Linked DNA regions of Homo sapiens: regions 1 and 2 are each linked to region 3. Evidence: read pairs that join two places in POLR2A ChIA-PET (ENCODE). Cell type or tissue: A673. All regions are shown on one strand. Region 1 overlaps PCCB (propionyl-CoA carboxylase subunit beta). Region 2 overlaps PPP2R3A (protein phosphatase 2 regulatory subunit B''alpha). Region 3 overlaps MSL2 (MSL complex subunit 2).

The links. ChIA-PET counts read pairs that join two places held together with the same protein. Peaks named below come from ENCODE experiments on the same cell type or tissue, not always from the same donor. Only the 100,000 strongest peaks of a DNase experiment are listed, where the experiment ranks them.
Region 1: POLR2A ChIA-PET joins it to region 3 with 7 read pairs; 7 of 35 experiments call an interaction of 5 or more read pairs at or near these places.
Region 2: POLR2A ChIA-PET joins it to region 3 with 7 read pairs; 4 of 35 experiments call an interaction of 5 or more read pairs at or near these places.

What each region holds. Positions count from the first base shown.
Region 1 is chr3:136,255,778-136,258,277 of GRCh38, reverse strand. It overlaps PCCB (propionyl-CoA carboxylase subunit beta), which reads right to left. Exons shown (of 15, transcript NM_000532.5): 2 at 2,303-2,422; 3 at 1,655-1,723. Among named protein-coding and RNA genes, the nearest start is that of PCCB, 6.7 kb to the right of the region's middle. In A673, no CTCF peak of the experiment used is centred here; no DNase peak of the experiment used is centred here.
Region 2 is chr3:136,099,726-136,102,225 of GRCh38, reverse strand. PPP2R3A (protein phosphatase 2 regulatory subunit B''alpha) reads right to left here. Exons shown (of 14, transcript NM_002718.5): 11 at 44-219. Among named protein-coding and RNA genes, the nearest start is that of MSL2, 95 kb to the left of the region's middle. In A673, no CTCF peak of the experiment used is centred here; no DNase peak of the experiment used is centred here.
Region 3 is chr3:136,170,011-136,172,510 of GRCh38, reverse strand. The region is part of intron 1 of MSL2 (MSL complex subunit 2); the gene reads left to right. Among named protein-coding and RNA genes, the nearest start is that of MSL2, 25 kb to the left of the region's middle. In A673, no CTCF peak of the experiment used is centred here; no DNase peak of the experiment used is centred here; H3K27ac peaks cover 498 bases.

The sequences.
Region 1 (2,500 bases), 86 kb before region 3:
CAGTCATCTCCACCTTCTCCTCACTCCCACCCTACCACATGAGCATAAGAGGTGGTCAAAAGTATCAATTCAGTGAATTCTTCCATCTGCTTAATAGTGGTGAGTGAACATCATGTCCAGAAAACATCTTTGTTCTATCTCTCTTTTCAATGGTTCCTTCTGTACAAGTTTTTCTCAGCTCTCATAAATTGCACAAAACAAATGTGATTCCTTCTATTTCGGCATTTGGTAGACCAATTTATAACAGTTTTAAAACATTTCAAAGGTAATTTAATTGGTAAATGCATACTAACTACGACAGATTTTAAATTAACCAAGTATAACTATTTTATTATTTTTTTGTTTGAGATGGAGTCTCACTCTGCCACCCAGGCTCGAGTGCAGTGGCGCAAACTCGGCTCACTGCAACCTCCGCCTCCCAGGTTCAAGCGATTCTCCTGCCTCAGCCTCCCAAGTAGCTGGGATTACAGGCACCCACAACACCCAGCTAATTTTTGTGTTTTTAGTAGAGATGGAGTTTCGCCATGTTGGCCAGCTGGTCTCAAACTCCTGACCTCAGGTGATCCACCCATCTCAGCCTCCCAAAGTACTGGGACTACAGGCATGAGCCACCACGCCTAGCCAATTTTAATATCAAACTTTAGGTCTGTAAAAAGACCTAAGCATTTTAAATTATATACATATTTCCACCTCTGGAGAGAAAAAAGTCAAATCCAAAATAGTACACAACATATTCTGTGTTAGTTTTCTATTACCGCTATAACAAATTAATATAAATTCAGTGCCTTGAAACAACACAAATGTATTATCTTATAGTTCTATAATTTAGAAGCGCTACACAGGATTGACTGGGCTAAAATTAAGGTTGGCAGGACTGTGCTCCCTTCTGGAGGCTCCAGGGGAAAATGTGTTTTCTTGCCTTTACCAGCTCCTAGAGACCATGGGCACTCCTTTGCTGATGGTCCCCTTCTCCCATCTTCAAAGCCAGGTACTGCAGATCATGTCCTTCTCATATCACATCCTTATAAGCTCCTCTTCTACCTCCCTCTTCCACTTTTAAGGACCCTGTGATTATATTGGGCCCACCTGGATAAATCAGGCTACTCTCCCTATTGCAAGGCCAGCTGATTAACAACCTTCATTCCCTTTTGCGTGTAAAATAACATATTGATAGCTTTGGCTATGTGTGTGAACAAACTGTATCTGTCTTGATGCACCCTGATAAAATTTTCTGAACATATTCATGAAAGCCCAAAGCTCAGGGGGACTCTGGTTCTGAGAGTCAAGTCCCCTTTGCGAGGCTGCACCCACTGCACTCTCTCTAGTCCACATACACTGCCCAGGACACAGATGCCCTACAGGCACACACCCAACCCAGCTAAGAGGAATCTCATTCACTTGGAATAAATTCCTGGTTCTTGGGATACCTTTGTACAAGGCTAGTGCCCTGTGATCCCCCCCAAAACAGACTAAGGACTCTTCCTAAGTAAAAAACACACAATATTCTGGAAACACGCACTGAAAAGCAAAGCAAATCCCTCATTTTCCCCAAACTACAAGCAAGTTTTCATTCCCCAAGATTGGCTTCTTTCACATATTTTCCTCTTGGCTCTGCCCTCCAAGAAAAGTTCAGACTATTGGAGTTATGAAATACCTGACTGAAGACATAAACCAATCTTCCATTGATTCGGCCTCGTCCAGTGACCACGCTGTCTCCAGGAAACTACCAGAAAAATGCAAAAATAAAGGTTAAAAAATCCAAATACTTCTTCTAATGAGTTTGGCCACTATGCCTCAATGAAAGACAAAAACAAAACCCAAATTCCTAAAACGTCAATATGAACAAGGAACATGAAGGAATCCCACCCCACTTTCCCAGCTCTACAACAGCAAGCACAGGGCTACTACTTCATCAATAGGAGTGAATGGCACTGTCATCTTAGGCCTTATGTACCCTCCTAAAAGCAAAACAATCAAGACCCAGGGCCACCACTTCTCTATGCTTACATGAAGGAGGACGTATAAAGAAACACAAGGCAGGGTACGGTCGCTCACGCCTGTAGTCCCAACACTTTGGGAGTCCGAGGTGGGTGGATTGCTTGAAGCCAGGAGTTCAAGGCCAGCCTGACCAACATGGCGAAAGCCCATCTCTACTAAAAATACAAAAATTATCTGGGCTTGATGTCTGCAGTGCCTCTGCAGAGGACTTCAGATAAAAGCCTTATAGATTTATTATTATTCTAGTGGGTAGGCCAGCTGAGCCACACCTAAAAAGTGTTCACACCACCATTTGAACAAATACCTTATTCTTATCAGCAGCCATTCCAAAATCTGCACATCTGTGTTCCACAAACATGTCGCTCTCAACAAAGCTGCCAGGGTCCAGCAAGAGACTGATCCTCTCCCTGGCTGTTAGCTTTCCCTACAATGGAACAAAGATCACTCAGTGATGTCATCACAGACAATTTAGTAAGCAAAGCAAGGGCTGTTCATGGGAGGG
Region 2 (2,500 bases), 70 kb after region 3:
ATACATAGGTGAACAGTGCATCTGTCCCATTGCTTGGTCTCACCATCAACAGCTGGCTTCACTAGGTCAAGCATCTGGCACAGTAAATCATGGAATGGCAAGGGCTCAATTCCCATGGCTTCCATCCGTTCACACTGCTCCTCATAGAAGTACTCCAGCTCATACATGGAGAGTACACCGTCTCCATCCACATCCATGCAGCGGAACCAATACTCAATGCTAGATGATAAGGACAATCATTATCATGGGCCTGGTAAAGACCTTTTATTTATCCAGATTTAGTATGTTTCTTTTAAAGTAAAAGTTACATATTACATACACTTCAGGCTTAGATATAGTTTTACAAAGTTTGTTAGAGAAAATGGCGGACCCCTTCTTCCCTTTATTTTTCCACCCAGAATCAACCGTGTTCAACCCCATTTTGCTTTTTACCTTCCTATTTTCAGATAACACGTCTATATCGCTCCTTTCTTGTATTTATTTTCAGAACTATTATTAGAGGCTGGGCACGGTGGCTCATGCCTGTAATCCCAGCACTTTGGGAGACTGAGGTGGGCAGATCACTTCAGGTCAGGAGTTTGAGATCAGCCTGGCCAACATGGTGAAACCCTATCTCTACTAAAAATACAAAAAACTAGCTGCGCATGGTGGTGCATGCCTGTAATCTCAGCTACTTGGGCGGCTGAGGTGGGAGGATTGTTTGAACCTGGGAGGTGGAGGGTGCAGTGAGCCAAGACTGCGCTGCTGCACTCCAGCCTGGGTGAAAGAACGAGACTCCCGCCTCAAGATAAAAACCAACTAAACAACCAACCAACCAAACAAAAAGTAGATTTCACATTATGAAAGTTGAACTTTAGTTCTTCTGTAATTTGTCACCACTTTACCTACACGCCCTTCTCATCCTCTTAACACAGTTAACTTGCTCAACATTCAGAATTTATAATTTTATATTTTTCTTTTATCTATTTGCTTAGTTTTCTGTGTACTTGCTACTAATTCAACCCCCAAATTCTGCCAGTTGTCTAAATCCACACTCAGTTCCATGAGGTGCTCTGTCAATTGCATGTTCTTGATGAAGTCTTCCTTGGTTGCTTCTGACCTACTCTAATCTGGGCTGCTTAGTCTCTAGGCCTCGCTCAGTTTCATCCAGGGATTCCTTTCGCCTTTCTCCTAATTCTTGTTTCTTGCATTTTCCTCATTCTTTGTTTCCTCATTATTTTGTTACTCTGCGCATTCTCTAGTAGCTTCTTGAATGAAAGAGCATGGCAGGTACATTTTTTGAGATCTTGGGTCTTTGAAAATGCCTTTTTTCTACCCTCTAATATGGTTGGTATTTTGGCTAGTTATAGAATTAGAGGTTTGTGGTGTTTTGCCTTCAGATTTTTTGTTTTAACTTTAGAGATGGGGTCTCACTCTGCTGCCCAGGCTGGAGTAGAGGCACAACATGGCTCACTGCAGCCTTGAACTCCTGGCCTCAAGCAATCTTCCCAAGTAGCTGGAACTACAGGTGCATGCCACGATGCCTAGCTAAATTTTTTTTTCAGATGGCATCTCACTCTATCACTCTATTGCCCAGGCTGGAGTGCAGTGGTGTGATCTTGGCACCGCAACCTCTGCCTCCCGGGTTCAAGTGATTCTTCTGCCTCAGCCTCCTAAGTAGCTGGGATGACAGGTGCCTGCCGCCATGCTCAACTAATTTTTTTTTTTTTTTTAAGGAGAGACGGGGTTTCACCATATTGACCAGGCTGGTCTCGAATTTCTGACCTCAGGTGATCTGCCCGCCTAGGCCTCCCAAAGTGCTGGGATTACAGGCGTGAGCCACGGCGCCTAGCCTGGCTAATTTTTAATAATAATAATAATAAAAGTTCTTTTTTTTTTGGTAGAGACAGGGTCTCACTATATTGCCCACACTGGTCTCGAACTCCTGGCCTCAAGGGATCCTCCTGTCTTGGCCTCCCAAAGTGCTGGAATTTTAGTTGTGAGCTCCTGCGCCTGGCCTTTTCCCTCATACTTTAAAAAGTATTGATCCATTGTTTATCCAGTATTGATGAGAAGTCTAAAGCTTTATTGGTATCTATTCCTTTGACTGTAACCCATTTTGTTTTTTGCCTCTTAGAAGCCCGCAGAGGTTTCTCTGAGTCCTTAGTAGTTTGAAATATCATGATGGCCTTGGTTGAGATCTAGCTCATCTATTTGGCTGGGCTTTTCTGAGAGCCTATTCAGTTTGGAAACTGAATCCTTCAGTCCTTGAAAATGTTTGTATCTCTCTTCCCTGCCCTTTCCCTCCTTCTCTTTTTTTTTTTTTTTTAAGAACTGTTATTGAGATCTACATAGCCCAGTAATGGTATAGCTACTAGCCGCATGTGGCCTTTTGAGCATCTGAAATGTGGCTAATCAAATTTGAGATGTTTTCTCAGTGCAAATACAAAACAGATATACAACAAAATTAATTTTACCTATTTTTAAATTTTTCCATTGTGGCTAAATTTTAAAATTACCT
Region 3 (2,500 bases):
GCCTTTCATTAGAAGACACATTCTGGTGAGAAGCTTCTGCATAGGGAATAACTGGATGGGGAGTTGCTATAGGAAGGAAGGTTGAAGGTGGAAGTGAGAGAGAGGGTATAAATAACATTAGGTATAGGTAACTGGGTGGGGGGAGTATGGGAGGTATGTGAGCCAAAGCATTGGAGGGAGAGGAGGATTTACGTAGGAGGGAAGAAGAAAAGGGTACTGTATGTGTGTATGTGTTGTCGGGGAGTGAGTATGAGTATGATGAGAGGTGGAGAGAGGGAGAATACTTAAATATGTAAACCTTCTGGTAAATTTGGAAGCATGAAAAAATTGACATAAGTAGAAATATTCAAGCTTTCATTGGACTTTATTTTGTCACGTTTATAGAAAATTTCAATATACAGGCCAGGTGCGGTGGCTCACGCCTGTAATCCCAGCCCTTTGGGAGGCCAAGGTGGGTGGATCGCTTGAGCCAGGAGTTGTGGTCCCACCTACGCAGAAGGCTGAGTTAGGAGGATTGCTTGAGCCCCAGGAGGTTGAGGCTACGATGAGCCATGACACTGCACTTCATCCTAAGCGACTGGGCAACAGAGTGGGACCCTGTCTCCAAAAAAAAGAAAAAGTTTCAACATACAAAGTAGAATAAAACTCTCACATACATACCTGTTACCTCAACATGATACCTAGTGAAAATTAATTATACCCAAATGCAAGGCTTTTGATACACCCTTTATAGACCTGGCCATACGTCTTGGAATCATCAAATTTTACAGCTGTGAAAAGAACCTAGATATTTAGTTAATAGCTTTAAGAAACTGAGGGCCAAATCACTTAGGAGCACACTATTAATATATATGACATTGTTTTACTCAAAATTTGTCAGACTTGGACAGTTACAGAATTACTGATTGTAGTGGATGCCATGATGTAATACCCAAATCCCCACTTAAGGCTTAAAGAAATTCATTCTTTTAGCTAGTGGGTGTGCTGCTGAGGCTGTGAGACCTGTCTGGGAATCATCCTTGGCTGAAGAGAGCAACTCATTCATGGTCACATGCTTTCGTTGTGAGTAGTGTGCCTCCAGGTTCTGGTTCATTAAAGTACCTGGCTCCTTGGGCCCAGCATAGGACAACCCTAAGGAGTCATTCAGCTTTAGAGTTTCTTTTGGGTCATCTGAGGCCTTTTTTGTGAGTTCATCCCAGCCACTTCCTTCCTTCCTTTACAAATGATAATCCTGAGAGAAGCTCTTCATAAGTTTTCTGCACACTAACCTGTCCTAAGAGTTTGCATGCCTAGGAATCTGACTTGTAACAGTGACTAACTTTACACTTCCTTTTGATTTGAAACAGCAATGACTTGCTAAATTTTTAAAGATTTAACATGTCTCATTTTCTCATGTTTGTGAGACATACCCAGGTAAATGTTGAGTAATAATATAATGAAAGAAAATGATTACTTTTACAATGCCAAACATACAGAAAACATTCATCATTAGGACATGTTTCGGGATGGAACAGAAAGTAGAATACTTTCTCAAACATATTGAACAAATCTTGGCATATAATTGGCCTCTTTTCCCTCCCATCATTGTTAGGGTTCTGCTACCTCATTTTTACCTCCTTTTATAAATTAAAAAGGTATCCCCCTGCCAGTTTGAGATCAGGCTTGTATTCTTTTTTGGCCTGATTGGAGTTATTTAAAAATATGGACAGGCTGGGCACAGTGGCTCACGCCTGTAATCCCAGCACTTTGGGAGGCTGAGGTGGGCGGATCACGAAGTCAAGAGATCGAGACCATCCTGGCCAACATAGTGAATGTCTCTACTAAAAATACAAAAATTAGCTGGGCATGGTGACGCACGCCTGTAGTCCCAGCTACTCGGGAGGCTGAGGCAGGAGAATCGCTTGAACCCAGGAGGCAGCAGTGAGCCGAGATCACGCCACTGCACTCCAGCCTGGCGACAGAGCGAGACTCCCATCTCAAAAAAAAAAAAAAAAAAAAAAAAGGACAGAGTTTTTTTTCCTTTTGGTCATCCTGTAGAAAATGGAAAGCTGTGAAGTATATTTGAAACAAATATGGTTGGATTGAGTCTTTATGGAAAGGTCTTGTACTTCAGTCACACAGTAGAATGACTATAGTTAACAATGGTTTTTTTTTTTTGAGAGGGATTTTTGCTCTTGTCTCCCAGGCTGGAGTGCAGTAGTGTGATGTCGGCTCACTGTAGCTTCTGCCTCCTGGGCTCAAATGATTCTCCTGCCTCAGCCTCCTGAGTAGATGGGATTACAGGCATGCACCACCACGCCCAGCTAATTTTTGTATATATATATATTTTTAAGTAGAGACGGGGTTTCACCATGTTGGCCAGGCTGGTCGTGAACCCCTGACCTCAGGTGATCTGCCTGCCTCAGCCTCCCAAAGTGCTGGGATTATAGACATGAGCCACCGCCCCGCTGATTTTTTTTTTTTTAATGGAGTCTCTCTGTCGCCCAGGCTGGAGTGCAGT